Regions from separate parts of the Mus musculus genome. Here regions 2 and 3 are each linked to region 1. The links are chromatin contacts, found by Hi-C or POLR2A ChIA-PET in ENCODE. All regions are on one chromosome and are shown on one strand. Each heading gives the region's core, a stretch centred on a gene start or an enhancer-like site at or near the end of the contact. The rest is flanking DNA. Distances are from core to core; before and after follow the strand shown. Region 1 holds the start of Tnrc6c (trinucleotide repeat containing 6C). Region 2 overlaps Gm51933 (a long non-coding RNA gene). Region 3 overlaps Tnrc6c (trinucleotide repeat containing 6C).

Region 1 (2,752 bases), core at 129-2,628:
CATATTCCAAACTATGAGTCTAATTTTCATTCCAAAAGATATAGCCCACCTTTTCTAGTGGTGTTAGGATATCTAAGGTAGGAAGAGATCCTTATTGTGCCAGGCTAAGTAAGCTCGAGGGGAGGGGACGATCACAAAGAAAGCTGGAAGAGAGGAGAGGTCATGGTCACAAAGTCAATGAATGGCAAGGACAAATGCTAAATGACGTCATTTTGGTTCAATATTCCAATAACTGAAGTTTTACAGTGTTGTTTGCACCCAGACTCTGGGCTCCTCATGGATTTAGCAATCTACCTAGTGCATGCTGTGTAACTGCAGGATGCTATTTGTGCTCCTTCCTGGATCATGTGATAATATCTGGACTTTTGAGACACAAAAGATACAGGTTCTCAGCAGTCAAGAATTAAACTGAAGTCAATAAAATGCTGAATAGAAAAGGCAGAAGTCTCTGTGAGAGCCACATCTGCCATCAGATCTTTCTAGGGGATATGGGTTTGCAGGATGAAAAATACACAACAGACGTTTGAAGCCGACTTCGGAGAGTAAGTAAATCTGACGACCAGAAGGCTTAAAATATAATAGAAAGAAAGGAGTGTACAGAGCTCACGGGACCCTGAAGGGAAACGAGAGCAGCAAGTCTGTTGTGTCCCTTTTCTCCACAAACATTTCAAAACATGACACTGGCGGCAGCAAAACTGCATCTCGAAGGTACTACTAGAGCGTTGTCTCTTCTTCCAGACGGGAACACATAGACAGGGAATGGCCTCTTACAGCACTGACAACTTTCAGAAGCATCGCGGATCTACCAGAACATCAGGGTCGGGAGTGGTGGTGGAGAGGAATTAGGCTCCTTCCATCACCCTCTGTGGAGAAAAATATGAGCTTTCAAAATCTTCCCGTGGCTTGAACAGAAACTTGAAAGGGACTCTACGGAGCGCACAGTGCTTCGGACCTTACCCACCAGATTATTACGTATATGTATACCAAGGAGGAGCCAAAGAATGGAGGACCACCGCGGGCTTCCCAGAGCCAGGAAGAAAATGCGGGGTGTGTAGTCTCAGCCCAGGGCTTGGGGTGGGCAGGTTGCGTTCGCTGTAGGGTGGAGTAGCTGCGGGGAAAGCAGGCCTCCCCAGGGGGCTGCTTTGCAGCCGGGATTGTTTGGCTCGCGTCAGAGCAATCCCCGGGGAGCCTCTGAGCGAAGGAGGGGGCCAAGAGGATGCCGCGAGGAGCGCGCAGCGAGCTTCTAGGCCGCGTCCCGCGCACGTACGAGTGTGCACCGTAGGGAGGTACAGGGCGTGTGCACGGCACGGGCCGGAGGCGCGCCAGTGCGTGCGCCAGGTTCAGGGCGCCGCTGCGCAGAGGGCCAGCGCCGCCGGGCGAAAACGCTGCGCAAACCCGGGATACGGCGGGGCGCAGAACCGGAGAACGGAGGCGGCTACGCAGAACTGAATCTGCGGCCCTTTGGTGCGCAAGCTAACGCGGAGTCACAGTGCCCAAAAGCGTGAAGGCAAGCGGCCACGGGAGAATTCCGCACGGCTCTCCGCATTGACCGGGAAGGAGCGTCAGCTCCGAGGAAAGGCGCGCGTCCGAGGCGCGTGAAGAACGCGCAGCTCGCACCCCCGCGCGCTCCACGCGCGGTCTGGACGACCACAGCGCGGGCGGGTATTAGGGGAGAAGGAGGAGGCGTGGTCTTTTCGTGACGAACCAATGGGATCGGGAGCACTGCCTGGAGGCGGAGCTCAGGATCAGGGCGCTGATTGGCCATTCCGCCCTCCGGTATGCAGATGCGGTGGGAGTCACGTGCCGGGGGCCGGTACGACTTCCTGTTGGAGGCCCACGCGGGGCGGGGCCGGGGGCGCGAGCGCCGCGTCTGGCTGGAGCGGGGGGAGGGGGGTTCTTGTCAGTTAGAGCAACAAGATGGCCGCGGTGGCAGCTCCGCACCTCAGCGCGACGGCCCCGGGAGCCGCAGCCGCCGTCGCCGTCCGCGTCGCCGTGCAGCCCTGAGAGCCGCCGGGTCACCCCGGCCGCCCCCGTGACAGGCGGTCCTCGCGCCGTCGCGCTCCCGCCGCCGCCGCCGCGGGCCCGCTCGAGCCGGAGCCTGAGGCGGAGGGAGCGGAGCGGCCCCGCGCCCAGCCGCCCATCGCCGTCCCCGCCTCAGACCCGGGCTGCGTCCGAGCCGCGGCCCGCCGAGACTTAGGAGCAGGGCGCGTCGCGGCGTCGCGGGCACTGGACCTGGACCTGCCGGGACGTGCCGCCGCCCACCCGCCGCCCGCGCCCGGACTCGATCCTGCGGCGCCGGCACTGAGCGGGCCCCCGCCGCCGGAGCGCCCCCGAGGGCCCCGGGCGGCCGAGAGCGACCTCTCCACCGCCAGGCCCGCGCCGCCGGAGCCCCGCGGAGCCGCCGCCGGGGACGGAGCCCAGGTGAGAGCGCCACCGCCGCAGCGCCCGGAGGTCTTCGGGCCCTTTGTTCGGCCGAGCCGGAGCGCGGCGGCCCCGAGCTACCCGCGTGCGGCGCCGGCCGGGGTTGACGGGCGGAGGAGAGGCACGGACTGCGAGCTCCTGGCCGGGCGTGCGACATCGGGATGGGGACCCAGGGGTCGGACACTTAGCCGTTCCCCCCAACCCCCGCGCTCGCTCTCTCGTTCTCTTAAAACTAATGCAGTGGTGGATGATACCCGCTCCCCTTGCATGGTCCCCTGCAGACCGTGCGTTCCCAAAGGGTGGCATACACCGATCCGCAGTGTGGCGTTGT
Region 2 (2,752 bases), core at 148-2,647, 97 kb before region 1:
CTGGGATGCACCCCCTCCCAGGCAGCAGCCCTGGGCTTTTGACCCATGAACTCTGACTCCCAACCTTCAGTGCCTCTATTCTTAACTGTACATTTCCTATTGCTGGTCTCAATCTGTTCCCAGTAAGGCCCCAGGGAGGGGTTTGCACACACACAAACACACTCTTATACACACATGCACACTCACACATGCGTGCACATACGCAAAGGAATACACAGGCAAACACACATATATACACTCACACAAACACACATGGGCACACACTGAGCACATACTCACATAGGCACTCAGGCACACAGGCTCACTCTCTCTTTCATACACACACACCACCACCACCACTACCACCACCACCACCAACAAGCTGATCTTTACCTTGTCTGTGGAAGGGTTTTGTTGTTGTTGTTGTTGTTGTTGTTGTTGTTGTTGTTGTTGTTGTTGTTCAGAGTCTCAGGTAGCCCAGGGTGGTAAAGAGCCTGCTCTGCTGGAGCCCAGTCCTCTGGCAGACCGAAGACAATCAGACTGAGTTTGGAGACACATCTATAATCCCAGTTCTCAGGAAGTTGGGGCTAGCCTGGGCTACACAGCAAGACCCTGAGCCAAAATGAAAGGCAGAAAACAGGATCATTAAGAGCTATGCTTTGCATAAGTTATGTACAGTATGGCCCAGACAACCACAGAAGAACCATGTAATAAGCATAGCAAAACAATGCCTTTTAGACATGTAAAAATAGCTTAGTCAGGAACCCACTGTACCCAGGGCTGCACCCAATCACCCAATAACCAGAACCCAGTAACATCACTCACTCAAGACAACCAGACACAATCCTAGAACCCCACTGGACAGTACATAAGCAGAGACCAAGAACAATGGTCTGCTCTGCACATCTGGTGAGACAACACTTTGATTTGCCCTGCAGCTGGAGAGTCTGCCCCAGGATCCTGACCCTCGCTCTGTTAGGGGCTGGGTCTGACCTTCGCCCAGGTGAGCAGTCTTGGAGAGAGAGGCTTAGGACCATAGTTATGAATTTCGAGTGTGATCCTTGTGTGATGGCCCTCAGCACAAATAAAATAGAACTTCTGTTATAGCAACTCCATGTATCTACCTGTTTCCTCGTGAGAAACGGGCTGTCTACGGGAGCATTAGCCAAAAGCCAGCTTTACGATGGCCACAGGGCATCAGCCATCTAGATTCAGTTCCCAGAAGTACTTGGCACAAGGACTCCAATGAACTAGGTTAGCTCAGAAAGACTCTCCTGTCTCAAGCCCAGCCTGCCAGTCTCAGGTCTCAAGACCTGAGACTCATCATAGCCCAGGTCCACGAGAGACAGAAACGTCCACACACTGAACACCACACTCTAGGCTACACGGGGCCATCTGGACAGCCAGGCAGTGAGTGCGCAGGCCACAAGGCCTGGAGCCAGGTACACTACCCTATCCAGCCTGAGCAGGCTCCTCCTTCCAGAACCAGCCCTGTCCACTCTCCTCAGCCACAACCCTCCCACTTCAGGGCTACCAAGCAGCTGGAGGAGGAAACTCCACCCTGAGTTTCCATTGTTTTTACAAAAAAGCCAAAAAGGAAAGATTGAAATGGGAACAGTGGCCTCTGGAGACTCGTGACTTGTTCTTTAACCCTTCTGATTCGATTGGCCAGGCGGACTCCTGGGGTGGGGTCCTGGCCATCGGCCCTCAGCTCTTCATTAGCCTCCTACTCTGAAGGCTCGGGAGCAGGACCAGTAGGGACTGGATGGGACATCCGAGAACCAAAAGGAGAAAGAAACCCCCAGACTTCAGAGGTAGGACCATCCCCAGATACCCTGACCCAGGATTCCTGGCCTGCAACTCCCGTGACACATAGCCAAGGTTCTGATTAGAAAATCTGCCCTGTCATCTCCATAGCTGTGAGGGTCCTGTTGGTCACACTTCCTCTCTCCACAAGTGAAGCCCTCCTTCTTGAAGAAACCTGAACCCTCAAGCCAGCCAGCTGGGATCATCATGAATTCCCTGAGCTGAATGGTCAGTGCCTTTCCAGCTTCCTATGAGTCACTACTAGGCCGGGTAGGAAGCAGTTCTGGGAGTGGGGCTGATCCTCCGCCCTCCTCCGATGGCCCAGGAGAGCTGGCGTCTGAGGCCTGTGAACTTTGGCAATGTACTGCTCCTTCGCCAGTCCAGCCCGGCATCTCCTGGTTCTCTGTCTGCCTGTGCTCAGCATGTGGAGTCTTTCAGCTTCTGTCCCTGTTATTGGGGAGGCCAAGTGACTGGTAGTGTTGGCTCAAAGCGGTGTCTCCCTGCCAATACCTCTGGAGAAGTTCAAAGAAGAGGAAAGACAAACGCCATCGTGGCTCATTAGGCATCCACTGCAAAGTGTGTGTGTGTGTGTGTGTGTGTGTGATGGTTTATATATACTTGGCCCAGGGAATGGCACTATTAGAAAGTGTAGCCTTGTTGGAGTAGGTGTGTCACTGTGGGTGTGGGCTTTAAGACCCTCATCCTAGCTGCCTGGAAGTCAATATTCTGCTAGAGGCCTTCAGATGAAGACGTAGAACTCTCAGCTCCTCCTGTACCATGCCTGACTGGATGCTGCCATGTTCCTGCCTTGATGATAATGGACTGAACCTCTGAACCTGTAAGAGTTGCTTTGGTCATGGTGTCTGCTCATAGCAGTAAAACCCTAACTAAGACAAGTGGGTGATGCCAATGGTAACTTGTTCACAGGCCCTGGATTCTTGCTTGTTGTAGCATCTATTTAATCTCA
Region 3 (2,752 bases), core at 137-2,636, 75 kb after region 1:
AGCTGGAGGTGCTGCCTCATGGCTTTAATCCCAGGGGTCGGGAGGCAGAGGCAGGAGAATCTCAGACTTTGGAGGAAACCTGGTCCACACAGCAAGCTCCAGGACATCGTAAGGGCCTATCTCAAAAGAGAGGGGAGGAGGCACCACCGTGGCCCTCATAGCATGAAGTAGTCCCATCAAATATGCACATGTGTGCATTCAGGTGTAAGTGTGTGCACGTGTGTATGGAGACTGGAGGGGAACACCTAAGAGGTGGTGACCCATGGGACTGGAGCTTACCGGTTTGACTAGATTGGATCTTCCCATCTTTTCAGTACTGGGATTATAAGAGCTCACTGTGTAACTGTATTTTATGAAAGCACACATGACTACCAAATTTAAAAGCAGAAAGGTGTACTATTGACTATTTCTTCTAAATGCAAAACTTGGCTTCCCAGACCCTGTGTCCCTGCCTTCAGCTTCTGGAGTCTGCATATTCTTAAAGGTATAGCAGTATCATAGAAGCTTCTGTGAATTTAGATACCATTAACAAAGACAGTGTTTTTCCTATCTGTAGGCCCAAGAAACGGCCAAGTTCGGTGTATGGTATAGCATGTGATGGTGTCATGTGTTTTTCTTATAGTGTCACTTTCCTCTCCCACGGGAACAGAGTGGCCACACTTTGCCCCACATTCCCTATGGTATTGAAATCTCAGACCTAAAACAAGCTACCTCAGAATTGCAAGTAACCAGAGCCTGTGTTTTTGTAAGCTTGTTGTGAAGCTGTTCTTTGACCCCAGAGAAGTAGCAAGTAGGATTCCAAACAGACTGCTGGATGACAGCCACAGCAGCTGCCAAGCTGGATCAGACAGGCTGAAGCACAGGCATAGGCTTTTCATGACTCCACTCAGATCCTTCATTCCAGCAAAAGCATCCATCACTTTTAGTGGTTAACCATGTTTTTGCTGTTAATAAAACTTGGTATTTTATAGGAATTCTGCTTTTCTTTGACCTGTGCTAGTTTTATGTAATTTCTATTTATGTCAGAAAATATGGCTTCTCCATGAACATAGTTTTGTGTGTTCAGTCTTACAGGGGTAAATGATACAAAACAGTTTTGCCCGGTTCTTATATTGATAGTGAGTTTCCGGGAGTCTATTTAAAACCCATGTGGGTTAGGAAATTCTTTGTAGTTTGGCTAACTAGCTTGTTTGGACCTGACCCAGCCTCACTTTGGGGTTAGAACAGTGGTACTAGCCTGAAGAAATGTCCCTGTACCTGTCATCAGATTCGCAACTGCTGTGGAGCTCTCACAGGCTATGCTGACACAGGATACAAAGTCACAGCTCTGTACTACACTTGACAGTGTTTCCTCCTGGTTGCTGATTGTGTGTCAGGCTGTCTGGCAGAACCTGAAGCTGTTACATCATCTTGCAACCTCTAATGGGGAATGGCTGAGAACAAGAAAGAGTTAAGTCAGAAGTTATTTGTTTTAAAACAGATTCTGAAAAATGCCAGGCAGCCTGATTATCTAGTGTACTTGGAGATGGGTATTCCATAGCACTTAATTAGCTTGCAGGCACACAAGAAGCAGTAAATATTAATAAAACAGAACAGCAGTACTGTTCAGGGTACTGTCCTCAGTGATAGCTGGGTCTCAAAAGTGCTACTGTAGGATTTGGATTAGGTTTTGTTCTGTTGCTGTTGGGTAGGTTTCTGATTTCTACACAGGCTGGCCTCAGACCTGCAGCTGTTGTCTTTCCTGGCTGTTTAATTCAGCCCTGAGCATCGTCGTTTCACCCAAATGCTCTGGTCACTTTTAGAGGGATTGGTGTTGGGGAAAGATGCTTGCAGAGGGCAGCATAGAGATAGATGATCCAGACAAGATCAGGGACCTCCCCCACCTCCTGTTGGCTATTGTCCAACAGTGAGTGAAGTCGCAGTTTGTCATGTTCTGGAACCTGTAGACGATGTACCAAAGTAGAATAGTAGCTCCCTGTGAGGGTCTTGAAGTCTGAGCAAGGGAAGAGTGCTCTGGAGAAGCTGATTGAAGAGACCTCTGCACCCTACCTGAGGCGGCTGAGACAGGTTTGAGGCTGCTCACCAGGTTGGCAGTTGGCGATGGTCTGGAAAGGCTGACTTTGCACTTGGGTCCACTGCTCCTTGTTCCAAAGCTTTCTTTTCAGACACAAATATGAGAAGGTTTTATAGACTGAGCTTAGGTGAGTTAACTACGGAAAAGCCATGTCTCATTCACTATACTGAACCTCGGGAGAGCTTGACTTCGGCCTAGGTGGGGGATTGGTGCCTTCTTAGAGCGTCAAAAGCTAGAGAACAGTGTCCTTGCTCAAGCTTCAAGACCTCCCTCCAGGGAACAGTGAATCAGAGGGGCTGTGACGCCTCTGCTGTTTTGACACCAGGACTCTAAAATTAGCCTCCAGTCACCAGCCAGAGGGAGTCCATTTTCAGCAACATTGCAATAGTTTTTTAACAGAAGAGAGGACTTTTGTCCTTTTTGTAGCTATGGACAGGGAGGAGAATTCTGCTTTCCTGTATTTTATAGGACTGTGGGATTAGTGTATCTGTACAGAATTGGGAAAGGTGCCTAAATATGAAAGCCCGTGAACCTCATACACAGGCTTCCACCGCAGGACATTTATTTAAAAATAAATAAATGGGTGGCAGTTGGAAATCCAATGTGGTCCCTTGAAATCCTATAAAGTGAATGCACTCACATTTACACACAAAAAAGGAAAACTCTTCTGGCAAAAAA

The links. Hi-C counts contacts between places; a loop is a spot of excess contacts on that map. ChIA-PET counts read pairs that join two places held with the same protein, here RNA polymerase II (POLR2A).
Region 2: a loop to region 1 is called in a map of heart, with 7 times the contacts of the local background. The contact joins the enhancer-like site here to the promoter of Tnrc6c in region 1. A Hi-C loop is called at or near these places in 2 of 37 maps with a recorded cell type or tissue (gastrocnemius and heart). POLR2A ChIA-PET finds 5 or more read pairs at or near these places in 4 of 5 experiments (Patski and embryonic stem cell).
Region 3: POLR2A ChIA-PET joins it to region 1 with 14 read pairs in Patski. The contact joins the enhancer-like site here to the promoter of Tnrc6c in region 1. POLR2A ChIA-PET finds 5 or more read pairs at or near these places in 3 of 5 experiments (Patski and embryonic stem cell).

Annotation. Positions count from the first base shown.
Region 1 is chr11:117,652,911-117,655,662 of GRCm38, forward strand. Tnrc6c (trinucleotide repeat containing 6C) reads left to right here and starts at 1,379. Exons shown (of 22, transcript NM_198022.2): 1 at 1,379-1,776.
Region 2 is chr11:117,556,144-117,558,895 of GRCm38, forward strand. All of the region lies in intron 1 of Gm51933 (a long non-coding RNA gene), which reads right to left. Among named protein-coding and RNA genes, the nearest start is that of Gm51933, 11 kb to the right of the region's middle. Within about 2 kb of position 1,398, at least 1 of the 3 ENCODE cell types and tissues checked has a DNase peak (open chromatin) inside an H3K27ac peak, as active enhancers do; it is gastrocnemius, where a contact is called at or near this core.
Region 3 is chr11:117,728,264-117,731,015 of GRCm38, forward strand. All of the region lies in intron 5 of Tnrc6c (trinucleotide repeat containing 6C), which reads left to right. Among named protein-coding and RNA genes, the nearest start is that of Tmc6, 51 kb to the right of the region's middle. Within about 2 kb of position 1,387, at least 2 of the 3 ENCODE cell types and tissues checked have a DNase peak (open chromatin) inside an H3K27ac peak, as active enhancers do.